Regions from separate parts of the Mus musculus genome. Here all the other regions are linked to region 1. A link is a loop called in an ENCODE intact Hi-C map of the cell type or tissue named here. Cell type or tissue: heart. All regions are shown on one strand.

Region 1 (5,000 bases):
ACACACACACACACACACACACACACATAATAAAGATTTTTAAAATGCCACTACTAATACAGTCTAAAGTGCCAGGGATACTTCATGCAGCAAGAGAATGACAGGCTGTATTTTAGAGGGCCAGTGTGTTGACAAGTCCTTCACAGCCCTGTAGTGGCCCTGGGGCTCAGGTATCCACAGTGACCCACCAGACAGGCGGTAGGCCTGATGCTAACAGCCTTAGATTCCTCTCTCTGAGGCCTGAGCCCTCCTTCTCCAGTGGGAGTGGATGAGTGGCCACACCTGGGTGGATTTTCTAGTCCATTCAGTCCCTGAACCCAAGCTCCACTGAGGACCGGCAGGGACTCAGCCAGAGCTCAGTCCCATCAAACAGGCACCTTCACAGGCTGAGGCTGACGTTAAAAACTCAAACAGGAAAACATTTTAAGAGAAGTTTTACGTCATTATTATTTTATTAATATCATCACTGTTCTAGAATTGTCTTCGCTTCACTTTAAGTTTAAAGCTCATTCCACTGGCAGGGAGATGCGCAGGTAAGGGCTCTTGCCACCAAGTGTACTGAGCTCCCAAGATCAAGTGCTGAAGGGAGTCTCCTGTAATCTGTCCTCTAACCTCCGGGGGTGTGTGCACGTGCAGTATAGTCACACACAATAAATACACGTAAAAATTTAAATCGGAAAGCAAATCACTTTTGACAATAAGAAAAGAGTCATCTGACTCCCGAGGACCTGACGGCCACTTCTGAGGAGGGACCCACTGTCCTCTGCGCCGTGGCCCCAACTGAACTCTGTTCCCTTCAAGGAAAAAGGGAGCAAAAAGTAGAAGCAAGCCAGGGCTGGAGGAGTGGGGGTCATCAGGGTCAAGAGAGGCGAGTGGTGGTTATGATTACAACACATTATACACACAGGAGAAGGCCACACTTATGTACATGCTAATAAAGTTACATTTATTAACACTCAATCGTTGTAGGATTTTTCCTGGGGGACCTGAGTACCGGAGTGTTCCGGAGACGTACTAAAGTAGGGGTGAAGTCTCAGGAGAGACAGCGGTCCCAGCTGTTTCTTGGTGCGTTCCCCGCCCCAACTCCCCTCCCCGCCACCCTAGGGGGCTCTGTCCGGAACCGAGCTCTCTAGGGTCCAAGGAAACAACCGCAGCCCTAGCGAATCCCAACTGCGAACTCGGATATGACCCATGGAAAGGGGCGAGGAAGACAATCCGGTGTTTTGGGATGTGCTGCCTGTGCACAGGAGGGCTGCGCACGCACTCTCCCGGCCTCCTGGATCTTCCTACAAACGGTTCACACAATATTTTCCTTCGGGAAAGTTTTCTAGATTGGGGATCTCGGCAAAGAGGACGCTATGGGTGCGCTTGAGCTTCCCGGAGCGGCATGGTAAAGGACCCCCAAACGCAGCGGTGTCGGGTTCCAGGGGAGAGTGGTCCGAGGATTTGGGGCGCCGGGGGTATTTGGGATGGGCAAGAAAACGCGAAGGGAGGAGTTCCTTCCAGAACAGAACAAACGCAGTGACTATTTTGGTCAAAGCACAAGAAAACGGTGCCGGAGCCCCCAAATCCTAAGTCAAGAAGGAAACCCGAGGGTCAGAACTATGAGGCAAGCAGAAGAGTACCCTCGGAGTTAAGTACATGGATAAAAGCCAGAACCCCGATTTCATAAGTATAAAAGGGAGACGGTGCCTCTGGGTTTTCAGACTTGGACGAGAATGGCTGGCTCTGTGGGAGCCCCCAACTCAGGTTTTAGGGGGATGACAGCAAGGAGCGGGTTTGGGGCAACTCCAATTCAGGCTTTGGGAGTAGTCAAAGAGAGGACTGACTAGTTTGAGGGCGCCTCCGAGTTTCAGGTGTTGTGGAGTAAGAGACAAGGAGGGGTCTTCTGGAGTCCCCGCTCCTCAAAGTCAGATTTAGTGCGTCAAAGGCGAGAAGAGATCGCTTCACTTTACAAACTTTTGAGAGTGTGAGAGGGGTTCCACCCAGCCCAGGGCTCCCCCAAATCAGAGGCGCCTATCAGGATTGGATGAGGTTGGCGTCTGCAAAGTTGGGGCGCCGGGTCCGGCCGCGCCCGCCCCCGCGACCCCCCTCCAGCGGGGTCCCCCCCCCCTCCGCCACCGCCCCCTGCCCCGGCCCGCACCGCTCACCTGGAGTTCGGCAGGGAGTTCCGGTAGCGGCTCCCGCGGCGTCGGCCGCTGCGTGTCGCTCCGCGTTGGTAAGTAACAGTCTCCACGGCTACAGTCTCTATGGCGGCGGCGGTGGCGGCGCCGGCCGCTCCTCCTCCGGCTCCCGCCGCCCTCCCGCCCGCCCGCAGCGCCCGCCCGCAGCAGGCGCCCGCCCGCCTCAGCCTCGCGCTGCCCTCACGGGGCGGGGCGTTGCGCCCGGCAACGGTTACCAAGCTGCACGCCCCGCCCCCTCCAACGGCCCGCCCATGCCCGCCTCCAACGGCCTCGGGGAGGGCGGGCGATCTCCCCATTGGCTTTCATAGTGCCCGTCAGAGGTGAAGGGGCAGGTCCTTGGGTAGAATACCAGCCAATCGCTGAGAAGGAGGGCGGGGCCTGGCGGGAGGCGCGCGGCTCCCGGGAAGGGTTGGCTCTAAGGAGGTGCGCGAGGGCCCACTGGTGGCAGTGCGTGTTTTGCGGAGTTACGGTGATTCCGCTAGACCGGAGGCGCTCACCGTCTAAGGGGAGCAGCAGACTCTGGCCTTGCGCCTGCTCTTTCATGGTCCACAAACTGAAAACTTTTTTTTTAAAGATTGTTGTCTATGCGTGTGCATGCAATGCGCATGAAGACCCGAAGAGAGCGTTGGATCGCCCTGGAACCAGAGTGACCGTCTGCTATGAGCCGCCTAATTGAGCAGGGACCGATCCCGGGTCCTCTGCAAGAGCAGAAGCCTCCTCTCCAGCGCTTCTCCTTTTTTTTTTTTTTTTTTTTTTTTTTTTGAGCCGGTGTCTTGTATACACTCACTACACCGCTTAAGCTGGCCTCCAACACCTGATTTTCCTGGCTCCATCTCCTAGTGCTGGGATGATGGGTGTGTGTTCACCAGTCCTGGCTAAGCTGACAACTCCTCACCCACCCCATCTCGCTTCTCTGTCCTCTCTGGTTCATATATATATACAGGTCTCAATGTGGACTCTTCATAAAGCTTATATTTTGGTGGGATGACACAAACAGAATGAAAAGTTAACGCAAAAGGAAAGGTTTAAACCCAGAGACCCAAGTGCGGAGGAGCTGTCAGACCATAGCTCCATTCATTCATTCATTCATTCATTCATTGAACGTCCAATTGCACCAGTGAACATGGGTAATTTGGGCTTATGTGCCCAAAGCGGTGAGTCAGGGTCTTGCTAAGTAGTCCAAGCTAGACTAGATTCCCACTATGTAGTCCAAGTTAATGTTCTTTTTGTCTTAGGTCCTTGACTACTAGGGTGAGAGGCAGGTGCCACCAAGCATTTGTGCACAGTCTAACTCATGAAATCCTGAACTTAGGCCGCGAGAAAGGCAGTAGACGCTGCCTCTAGGACTGGAGTTTCCAAAATAAATATATTGGAGCAACTGGAAGCCTGGTGCCACAACACCACTTTGTTGGCTGCCTACACTACAAAGCTAGTGTCCGGTCCCCATCCCCCACCCCCACCCCCACCCCCGTGCTGAGAGACCCAGTCCCATAGACTCAACTGTAACTATCATGGAGGCAAATGGCTATGCATGAATGAGCCTGAATCTGTTTGGACCAAACTGTGGCCCTTCAGAACTCATTGGTTTTAGAGACTGAGAAGTGTGTCCCCAGAGCTCATGGGTTGGAAACCTGGTCTTTAGCAAGGAGACTGTGGAAAGAAGTGCAGGAGGGTTTCTAGACCTGGGACACTTGTGGATGGGAAGGAAAGAGAACCTCTCATCTCAGCCACACACCTCAGAGTTCTAAGCCTCTCACTCGCTGACGATACAGCTGGCTCACTCCTTACATAGAGTTTTAGTATTTTTACATTTATTTCTTTAGGATGTGATATGTACATGATATGATACACATGTGATCAGATGACAACTTGTGAACACTTTCTGCCTTTCCCCTGTGTCCTCCAAGGATCATTCGGCTTGGCAGAAAGCCCTGTTCCCCTCTTCCAAACATATGTTTTTTATGTTAGAGTAACAATGGCAGGCAGGAGTCAGGGTTTTTTATTTTTTTGTTTTTTGTTTTCCCCCAGTTTTTTTTCCATGTCAACTATCCAGGATTCACCTGTGAGTTTACTTGGGTTTCTCAGAAACCCCTTTGGAAGACAAGAGCTGTGAATCTGCCAGGTCCTGCATGGCCTTGGTGGGGACAAAATGACATGGTTCCTGCCCCTGGGACAGGGCCATTGGGCATGGGCCTACTAGAATGTCAATGGCCGCTTTGGGTGTAGGGCTCCTTTGGATAACAGTGTACACATTTTATGCCCTTCCTTCAAGGAGTGTCCTGCCTGTTACTGTTAATGACTCCATGGTAGTTAGAATACAAGTCCAGGAGGTAAAGATGAGGCTAATGTATCATAAATGGTGAGCCTTGGAACCTTCAAGACAACCCTTAAGGCTGTGGAAAAGAACCCTAAAAACATGAGTTCAAAAATATATAATTTCTCAAAAAGAAAAAAAATATAGATATCAAAAAATATAAGGATGCAATATGAAACATGAAGGGCTTCAAGAATCTAAAGGAACAAGGACAGCGGTGCTGTGAGCCAACTTGTCAGAAAGATACTAAACTAGGAGACAAGGAGATTTAGGGAGTGGTGATCAAAGGAGATTCCACCCAGCTACATCTTTTTGTTTATGCTTACAAAGGCAGACAAACACCTGAGTTCAGGGTCAGCCTAGAATAGAGCAAGGTTAGGCCCAGGTGTAATACAAATGGTAATTTCAGGATGGGTCCCACCCAGCTGGTTTATTCTCTGTGCTTAACAGAGGCAGGCAGATCTGCAAGAGATGAACTATTCAGAGAAAAACTTTATAATAGC
Region 2 (5,000 bases), 160 kb after region 1:
TGGTGGCTCATGTCTGCCAACCCAACCCCCCAAAAGGAGGCCAGCCTTGGCAACATAGGAAGTTCCAGGCCAGCCTGTCCTAGAGACCCTGTCCCAAATAGACAAAAATCACCAAATGAGGAAATTGTATAACTCTTTGAAGAATAGAAAGCAGACTCCAACTCCTTTCCAGAACCCCCTCCCCAGAACTTCAACTTGGTTGAAATGGATTTCAAGGGCTGGAGAAAGGGCTCAGTGGTTAAGAGTACTGATTGCGGGCTGGTGAGATGGCTCAGTGGGTAAGAGCACCCGACTGCTCTTCTGAAGGTCAGGAGTTCAAATCCCAGCAACCACATGGTGGCTCACAACCATCCATAACGAGATCTGACTCCCTCTTCTGGAGTGTCTGAGGACAGCTACAGTGTACTCACATATAATAAATAAATAAATATTTAAAAAAAAAAAAAGAGTACTGATTGCTCTTCCAGAGGTCCTGAGTTCAATTCCCAGCAACCACATGGTGGCTCACAACCATCTGTAATGGGATAATGAGATCTGATGCCCTCTTCTGGTGTGTCTGAAGACAGCTATCGTGTACTCACATATATAAAATAAATAATTCTTTAAAGGAGGAGGAGGAGGAGGAGGAGGAGAGGATTTCAAGGAAAAGATAGTTACTGCATTCTAGAAAGATCCAATTGCCGGACAGACAAAGGCACTTATGTGAAAAAGGAATAGACCTATTAGCAGTGAGCCTAGCTTGGTGCTGCAGCCTCAGTAGTCCTGAGGCTGAGGCAGGAAGATCGCCATGAATTCCAGGCTAACCTGAGCATAGAGTGAGAGGCACAACAGCTTAGAGCGCTTGCTATTCTTGTTTGGACCTGGGTTTTTGACTCCCAGAACCCACATAAGGCAGCTCACAACCTTTTGTACCTTCTGCTCCAGGAGATCTGACATCTCCTTCCGGCCCCTTGCAGCACCTTTACATTCACACTTCCACAATTAAAAATAACAACAAACCTTCAAAATCAACAAAATACTTGTCATTGGGGGGGGGGTTGTTTGCTTGCTTGATTTTTTTGGTACATGTTCTCTCTATGTAGCCTTGGCTGCTCTGGGACTCCCAATATAGATCAGGCTGGCATCAAACAGAGACAAGATCCTCCTGTCTCTGCTTCCTGAGTGCTGGGATTAAAGAGGTACACTGCAGAGTGGGGCGTGGTGGTGCATACCTTTTAATCCTAGTATTTGGGAGGCAGAGGCAGGCAGATCTCTGAGTTTGAGGCCAGCCTAGTCTTCTATAGAGCAAATTCTAGAACAGCCAGGGCTACACACACACACACACACACACACACACACACACAATCTAGAAAAAAAAATGGTATGTACCACTATGCCCTGGCTTGTTTTTCTTTTAACGGCTTATTTATTTATTCCTTGGTTTTTCAAGGCAGGGTTTCCCTGAGTGCTGGGATTAAAGGTGTACACTACCACATCTGGACTATTTCTTTATTTTTTTGGGGGGGGGTGAGACAGGGTTTCTCTGTATAGTCCTGGCTGTCCTGGAACTCACTTTGTAGACCAGGCTGGCCTTGAACTCAGAAATCCGCCTGCCTCTGCCTCTCAAGTGCTGGGATTAAAGGCATGCGCCACCACGCCCGGCTATTTTTATCTTTTATTCTTTAACAATTTCACACATTTATACCAAGTGTTTACTCAGAATTATTGCTCTTCCTCCCAACACTCCTGGCACAGCCTCCTCCCACCTTCATGTCCCTTTTCTGTAACACATGGAGTCCAGGAACTGCTGCCTGCTGGGACACTGGCTGATCTAGCTGGGTTGATCTTGTCCAGCTGCTGTGAGGTCACAAGGATGATGGCCACCAGACATCCATTAGACAACCTTTCACAGCTCTTGCCCCTCTTAGAGCAAGCACTCGTAGCCAGTTCTTCCTCTGCATTCGGACTTGAGAGCCTCTGAATTTCCCGCTTCCTGCTGCAAAGTGAAGCATCTCTGACGAGGGCCCAGAGCGGCAATCTATGGGGACAAATATTCAGAAGGCAGTTTCACAGCACAACCATTTGGCAGAGCAACGGAAGGCAAGTTTCTCTCCTTGTTGTGTAACCTTGGAGTGTGGGCTCTAGTCAGGTTATAGCACTGAGCGTGGTCCCCTCCTGCAGAGCAGCCTTGAGTTCACCATAGCTCTCATGCCACCAGTGCACCAGCAGCCACATCTTGCCACCAGATGGAGTTGCAGCACTCGAGGTCCACCCCTGGATAAGACCACTTATGACTTTTGTCATAAGTGGTCTTATCCAGACCAAATGTTACCTTCTGGTACTATGAAATTGAATCAGCTGGGAGGAAATCTCCAGGTCAATTCCAGTTTGGTTTCTGCATGACCCATGAAGACACCAAAGTGACTGGTGTCTTCAGCAACTGAGTCTTGTCATCTAATTATGGTGAGCAACCCAGAGTAATGACAAGAGCCTGTGTCGTTTGGAGAGCTCTAGGGAAAAACATCTCTGGCTTTTGATGGTCATGTCTGGCTTTTATGCAATTTAAAGGTACAAGTCTCCAGTTACGCAAGTGTATCTTCCTCAGGGAACATGGCAACCGCTTTAAGTAATGCTTACATCAGGCGACAATTAAGAAAGTTCCAGAATGTGCCTGAGGTGGTAGCAGAGCATGATGTCTCAGCCCGATACAGATGTATTGTAAAGGAGCCTAGCACAGGGCAGAGGGGAGTGACACGTGGGAAAAAGTGTGGCTGCTAAAAAGAGTTGCACTGACTGCTCTTCCCAAGGTCCTAAGTTCAAATCCCAGCAACCACATGGTGGCTTACAACCACCCTTAATGAGATCTGACGCCCTCTTCTGGTGCATCTGAAGACAGCTACAGTGTACTTATGAATAATAATAAATAAATCTATATCTAAATATCTATATCTATATTATTTTTTTAAAAGAGTTGCAGGGAAGACAAAGAAGATGAATGCAGAGGTGATTGCCTGACTGTCGCAGGTTCAATGGCTCAGTTTCACCTCTTCCAAGAGCCTCCAGCTGCAACGTAGGCACAGACGAGGCAGGTATGGCGGTGGGGGGAGCTCCCAGAATCTTGGTCTTACGGCGACAGATCGAGATGGCGGGCACAGTATTTCTCAAGGTATAGGACCATGCACATGGACAGTAGGCACTGTCTACCTACCCTCCAGTTTTACTTGGACAAAAAAGGAACGCTTCTAGAAAGCTGGACGCCCTCTGAAAACGAATACAGGTGTAGCGAACGTCCAGAACTTGTGGCAAGATCCAGGCCTCCTCTCCTATCTCAGTGTTCACAATGCCCTAAACTACATTGTTCAATAAATCCCCTGGCGATTCCTGGTCTAAGTCCTGTCCCAGAGACACTCTCCTCCTTTCTCTAGCGAGCCTATACGGGAGTCAGGGGTCGCAAAGCAGCTGGGAATTGTAGTTCTGGAAGATCAATTGGTTACAGGCCAGCACGTGGACCTGATTGCTGCGGGACGATGGTGGTGGGCTGGTGCGTCCCCTAAGCCTCTTCTCACCCTTTGGTGAGCACCTCCGTGAGCTTCTTCCCGCGTGGGCACCGGGAACAGCGCAACCTCGTCCGAGAACTTCCATGGGACTAATACGCGGGTTTTTCTTATTTATTCGAACGCCTACCTCTAACGAGGACCCCACCCACAGACTTATCCCCGCCTTCTTCAGTTCCGCTTATTCTGTTCTCGGAAGTGGATGAGCCAGTGACTCCCGCAAAGCACGCCGGGTGTTGTAGTTCCGGAAGCCAAGCCGGAGTGCGCGTCGTCATGTGGCCCAGAGTGCTGCTGGGGGAGGCCCGGGTGGCTGTGGACGGATGTCGCGCTCTGTTGTCTCGCCTTGCCGTGCATTTCTCCCCGCCATGGACTGCTGTGAGCTGCTCACCCCTGCGGAGGAGCCTGCATGGAACTGCGACGCGAGCTTTCCCGCTCATCCCCATAGTGGTGGAGCAGACGGTACGGTGACCTGATGGGGACATGGCGCGGAGGCTTGTAGTCGGTCGGCGTGCAAGGGAGGATGACCTTTCACATCTTCTTTTCCCACGAAGGGTCGAGGCGAGCGCGCTTATGACATATACTCGAGGCTGTTGCGGGAACGCATCGTGTGCGTCATGGGCCCGGTGAGCGACCCCGGTCCTTCCCGGGCACACCTTGTTGTCTCACCAACATTTATCCTTTGTCAAGCTCTGTGTCATATAACCCCCTCTTCCCCCTCATCCTTGGTGACCTCCTAGACCCTAGGCCCTAGACCCTGACCTTAAACATTCTTTAAAAAAAAAAAAAAAAAACTTGAGCAAAATTTTTGCTTTGTAGTACAGGCTAGCCCCTACCTTTCCATCGTCCTGCCATAGCTTCCCAAACGTTGGAATGTAAAATGTGCATTCTTACCATAGTCTGCTGTTGTCAGCCATTCTTTGTTTCAGTTTATCCTTTGGTCTTCTGAGTCAGGGTCCCAGGCTGGCCTTGAACTCCCCATGTAGCTGACAGGACATTTGAGGGAGGGATGAGGTTCCTAAACCAGACCAGGTGTAGGCAGTGCTTAAACCCAGGGCCTTTTGCCTGCTAGGAGAGCACTCCGTCCCAGTCTTGTCCCCAGCTTAGGGTCTTCCACTATCTGGGGCTTCCCCAGCCATCTCTTCCTGTGCTGGAAATTCCTGGTTCCCAGGGCCTCAACTCCTTAAGCCTCTATCCATCCCACCTTCAACCTGAGGATACCTCTGCTCTCCCCACCTGCAGATTGACGACAGTGTGGCCAGTCTGGTCATTGCCCAGCTGTTGTTCTTACAGTCTGAAAGCAACAAGAAGCCCATTCATATGTATATCAACAGCCCAGGTAAGCCAGGACAGCCTGGTTGTGGGGTCAGAGATAGCCCCTTTGGGGAAGACATGCAGCCTTGTGCCTCCTACAGAATCTAAAATTTAAAATCGCTCAAAGCAGGGTATGGTAGTGCACACATTTAATTC
Region 3 (5,000 bases), 200 kb before region 1:
TCTGTGGTGTTAAACAAGAATGGCTCCCATAGGTTCATATATTTGAACAATTGGTCCCCAGTCATAGGAACTGTTTAGGAAGGATTGGGAGGCGTCACCTAGCTGGAGGTATACCACTGGGGTGGGCTTTGAGGTTTCTCTCTGCCTTCAAGCTGTGGATCAGATGCAAGCTCTCAGCAACTACTCCAGTGCCATGTCTGCCTGCCACTGCACTCCCCACTTTGATGTTCTTAAACTATAAACAAGCCCCAAGTAAAAACTTTTATTTTAAAAGTTGCCTTGGTCATAGTGTCTCCTCACAGCAACTCATGCTGGCCTTGGATAACCCTGAATTCCTGATCGGAAGATTCCTCCTTCTACCCTCTGAGCATTCGGATGACAGGTGTTTGACTCTACATCCGGTCTGTGTGAGCCTCGTGCATGATAAGCAAACAGTCTACACAGAACCCTAACCAGCCTGCAGAGCCAAAGACAGCACATGAGTCTGATGGCTGTAGACCAAAAGCTGAGTTTTGCACCAAAAAACAAAAAAAAAATAAAAAAACAACTATTCACTAGCTCCCAGGTAAGTGTTCTGTGATGGGTCTCAGCATCTTTTTCTCCCTGACTCTGGTCATTTTATGAGGTGATACCAACAGGAAAGCACACACCACTGTCTCAACACCACACCCTTGACAGCTAGCTCCCAATGGCACATTGGGTTCACTTGGAAGAAGCATCTCTTTGTTCTTGCCCCAGCACACATTTGTCTCCACAGTAGGGTTAAGGAACCAGGTGTGGGCAGCCCTGGTCTGAGAAGCCCTGAGAATAAAGAGGATACAGAATGGGCCTCCAGAGCAGTTCTACACTACTAGAGCCTGCCAGGCATAACAAGTCCTATGAGCATCACGGTATGAGGAAACCCCCTCCAAGCAGCAAACAGCAGAGACTTATAACTCAGTCACTCAGGACCAGATGAGGCACTTCTTACCCAAAAGCTAAAGAGATGGAAGATCTGGAGCTAAAGCCAACTTCAACTACACAGCAACTAGAAGGGCAGCCTGAGCTACATGAGATCCTGCCTCAACCAAAACCAAAATAGCCTTTACATACAGTTTGTGTGAGTTCCACAAGAGTTCTCTGATTCCAAGACAGGAACTGCTATTATGTCCATTTCCCAGGTGAGGAAAACTAAGGCCCTGGGGAGCAACTTGTAGATAGGTGATGATGCCGTGTTACCCTACAGAAGTTATCTGGCAAATGTGTGTGTCCTTCTACCAGACAGACAACGTGAGATGGGCCTTGGAAGCATGGGAGTGGAGGTAGGTGGAGGAGCTCGCTTTAACCCTCCCCACATCTGTGCTGATACACTTCCCTTCAAGGGTTGGCAGGGCAAAGAGAATGGAGGGGGCCTGCGGGTGATGTGGCTGTGACTCACTGTATGACCTTGCTAGTAGGTTAACTGATAACCACTGCTCTCTGTGAACTCAAGACATAGGGGAATAGATGGCAGATTGAAAATTCCCCTTTAAAAGTCTCTGCTTTCTGTTGATTTCATCATCCTGTTCTCCCTCCCTCTTCATGGCCAGCTAATTTGAAAGGATCAGATGGGATCAGCTTCCTGCAGTGGAATTTTCCTCCCTTAGTTAAAAGGCTGTTTGAAGTTTCTTTCTTTTTAGGGGTAAATACCAGGAAGATGTCAGGGACAGTGTCAGGGAAAAAAAAAAAATCCTGTCCCTTTTTTTTTTTTGGTAAACCACTCAGACTCCAGTAATTCCGGCCTTTCTCCTACTCCTACAATGTAATACCTAAAGCCTGTAACTTTGTATCCCCACAACTATGCCCGATACATTACGCGGGTAATTAAGGGTGTGAAAAAGGAGAATGTCTCAAGACAAAAGATACATAAGGCTGTCTCAATGAATAAACTCTACACCATTGAACAAGGCTGAGAAGGCGTTACAAAACTTTCACCAGGATGGAAGCGAAATAACTATACTCTGTTGCTAGTCGGCCTGGGATTTCTACACTCACTATCTCGGGTCCTGAAGGACCAGAAAAAGGGAAGAATTTGTGTCCAAGTGAGCCACCAAGGACTGTGGTATCCTCTTGCCTCAGAGTGGTGCGATGACAAGCAGGAGTGCGGTTCCAAAAGTTTCTTAGACGCGAGGGAGCTGAGAGACCACTCGGTCCCGCTAGCAGAGCAGGGGAGCGGGGGCTCTGGTTACCTCCACGATCTTGATAAAGCGCGGGAACACAGGGTTGCGGGTGATGGCGATGAGCGGCAGGTGAGGAAACACATCCGGGACGGTCATGGGCGCGAGCGCTGTGACGACCGGGCCTTCCCCGGTGCTCGCCGTGGCCCCGTCCTCCGCACCGCCCTCGGAGGTCTCGTCGCTGCCACCGCGGTTGCCCGAGTCCCACAGCCCCCGCCACTGGACCCCGCCGGGAAGAACGCGGCCGCCCCAGGGAGCTGACATGTCGCAGGCCCGACATCCTCGGCGCAGCCACGACCCGGACGCGCTCGGGACCCGGCCTCCGGTGACAGCCAGCAGCGGCCGCCGCAGAACCCAGCACCGCGCAGCGGCCCAGAGCCGCACGTAGCCTGTGCTCGCCGCCATGGAACAGCCATACTGACGGCGCACCGCACTTACGTCATCTCTGCTCGCCCCCCGTTTGCGCACGTGATGACGCTCGCGTGCTTCGGGCTGGAGAGGCGGAGCTTGAATAAGGTGAGTGAGTGGGCGTGGTCAGAGGGAGACTGGGTTTGGGGATGGGAGGGCGGAGTAGGGGCGTGGTTCAAGGCTCAGAGCGGGGCTTGGAGTTGGACGGCAAGGGGGCGTGGCCCGATGAAGGATGTTCTAGAGAGGACTTTGAGGATCTGGATGAAAAAGTGAGAGGTGTAGTAAGCTTGAGGAAACATGACGGAGAAAGCAGGACTGGTGTGTGGTCCGAATGGGGGGCGCTCCACCAGGCAGGGATTGGAGGAACTGGAATCAGGGATATGGCCGAAGGCGGGCTCAAAGGTCGGGGCTTGACATAGGGGCGTGGCCAGAGCGGTGACTCCAGACTGGAGCTTGTGCGGAGGGGGCGGGGGGCATCGCTCTAGGAAGGGGGCCTGGAAGAAGCGTGGCCCCTCCCAGTTCCTACAACTACTGGTTTGTCCTGTCCAAGCTGTACCTTAGTACTGCGTTCTGTTTTTCTACTGCCATCAAAAAGGTTTTACAGGGTAAATTCTGTGTTCTGAAGGCATCGGAAGAAAAGTACAGCGCACCCCTCCTTTAACTTTAGTCTTTTCAGCGTTCTTTGTTGATACACAACAACAGGTTTTACTACATCTCCCTACGCAGTTGGTGGCATCTTCACTCCACACTGGAGGAGGCGTGCTTGGAGGGCTTTTGCCTCTCGTATAGTATGCATGCTAAAGGCCGTGCGCAGGTGCGCCTGCTCAGCGTTGCCTTTGTTGTCAGTGGTCCGTGAGGCACTTACCAAAACACTGAAGCTTCCAGGACACGTCCCAAGAGACCCGTGTGCATGCTCCGGCTCCACAAAGCAGGGAGTGGATTGATGCATGCCCAAAGCTCTGCTTCCACACCCACGTGTGCTCATGCTAGTGCTGTGGTGACCTCCTTGAAGTTTGGGCATGCTTTGGATTTTGACTTATGGATCTGGGAACCTGGGTGTAATTTTCAGGTTTGAAATGTGCGAGCTCTGCTTCCATATTGCGCATGCCCACTCCTTCCAGTTTCCTCTGCGTAGACCTAACCGGGCTTTTGTCCGACACGTCCAAAAGGTCCTGCTAGTGGCCTTCTTACCTGGTGCGCGTGCCCAGACAAGAGGCGGGTAGGAGAGAAGCGGCCTAACCTCACGCATGCTCAGACACTTTCTCAAGCTTGGCGGTTGAAGAGCAGTGTTAGCTGTGGAGAACCAGGCAAGATGCTGGTGTTGATGCTAGCAGCAGCAGTGGCCACCATGGTCAGGGCTCACACACTGTGCCGGTACAACTGCCTAACTGGGTTGGATTGCTGCTGGGAGGTTTTTTTTTTTTTTAAATGATATTTCAATTTTATTTTTTTTATTTATATGAATACACTGTAGCTGTCTTCAGACGCACCAGAAGAGGCCATTAAATCCCATTACAGATGGTTGTGAGCCACCATGTGGTTGCTGGGAATTGAACTCAGGACCACTGGAAGAGCAGTCAGTGCTCTTAACCACTGAGCCATCTCTCCAGCCCTGCTGGGAGGTTTATGACAGGAGGAATGGGGCTGGTTCTTGTTGGAGCCCAGGCATACCCTCCAGCCCAATTGTAGAAATCAAATTTGGCATATCTCTCCCAAGCAAATCACTAAAATCCATTTCTGGGTGTGGAGCCAGGGCTTTGGACATGCGTCAAACCTAAGTTCCTTGTGCAGTCTGCAATCTGTCCCACCATCCATCCCTACCTGGCTCAGCAGCAGTGCCATGGGCTGTTGAGGCTGAGTGCATGTTGGGAAGTATGCTGTGCTTAGTGCCATGGTGAGCAGTGTCTCTGATCGCTAACATGCAAGTATGTCTCTGTATGCCCTCCTCCTTCCCACTTTTCTCCCCGGAGGTCACCAGCCTGAGGGGACAAAAGGGGCAGAGGTGGAGAGGAGGGTTCAGACAGCCATGAATATGGACAAAATGATCTCTGGAGACTACTGCAGTGGGATGTCTGCTGTATTCTTCCAGGGATGAGAGCGTATTTAAGGGCTTTTTGGTTTGGTTTTGGGGGTTTTTTTGGTTGGTTGGTTGGTTGGTTGGTTGGTTTTGGTTTTTTCAAGACAGGGTTTCTCTTTATAGCCCTGGCTGTCCTGGAACTCACTTTGTAGACCAGGCTAGCCTCGAACTCAGAAATCCGCCTGCCTCTGCCTCCCGAGTGCTGGGATTAAAGGCGTGTGCCACGCCCGGCTTTAAGGGCTTTTTTGAGGGGTACAGGTGGAAAGGGCCAATGGGTCATGTGGGTGGGAAGCCAGAACAGGCTGTGTGTGCTGAGTTCT

What was found. Hi-C counts contacts between places; a loop is a spot of excess contacts. Peaks named below come from ENCODE experiments on the same cell type or tissue, not always from the same donor. Only the 100,000 strongest peaks of a DNase experiment are listed, where the experiment ranks them.
Region 2: it touches region 1 in a loop (2.2-fold over the local background); 1 of 42 quality-filtered maps calls a loop at or near these places.
Region 3: it touches region 1 in a loop (2.8-fold over the local background); 1 of 42 quality-filtered maps calls a loop at or near these places.

Annotation. Positions count from the first base shown.
Region 1 is chr17:56,828,733-56,833,732 of GRCm38, forward strand. It overlaps Rfx2 (regulatory factor X, 2 (influences HLA class II expression)), which reads right to left and starts at 2,276. Exons shown (of 17, transcript NM_009056.2): 1 at 2,151-2,276. In heart, a CTCF peak has its summit at 2,641; DNase peaks (open chromatin) are centred at 1,109 and 2,499; H3K4me3 peaks cover 2,601 bases; H3K27ac peaks cover 1,294 bases; H3K27me3 peaks cover 2,034 bases.
Region 2 is chr17:56,986,522-56,991,521 of GRCm38, forward strand. It overlaps Clpp (caseinolytic mitochondrial matrix peptidase proteolytic subunit), which reads left to right and starts at 3,743. Exons shown (of 6, transcript NM_017393.2): 1 at 3,743-3,992; 2 at 4,085-4,156; 3 at 4,773-4,869. The coding sequence starts at 3,807. Gm33509 (a long non-coding RNA gene) reads right to left here and starts at 3,402. Exons shown (of 2, transcript XR_385672.4): 1 at 3,188-3,402; 2 at 1,641-2,017. In heart, CTCF peaks have their summits at 2,211 (motif pointing right) and 2,858 (motif pointing left); DNase peaks (open chromatin) are centred at 3,140 and 3,770; H3K4me3 peaks cover 2,101 bases; H3K27ac peaks cover 1,947 bases.
Region 3 is chr17:56,624,274-56,629,273 of GRCm38, forward strand. It overlaps Lonp1 (lon peptidase 1, mitochondrial), which reads right to left and starts at 2,630. Exons shown (of 18, transcript NM_028782.2): 1 at 2,208-2,630. The coding sequence starts at 2,600. Catsperd (cation channel sperm associated auxiliary subunit delta) reads left to right here and starts at 3,870. Exons shown (of 22, transcript NM_175350.3): 1 at 3,870-3,977. The coding sequence starts at 3,916. In heart, no CTCF peak of the experiment used is centred here; DNase peaks (open chromatin) are centred at 2,718 and 3,778; H3K4me3 peaks cover 2,903 bases; H3K27ac peaks cover 2,201 bases; H3K27me3 peaks cover 535 bases.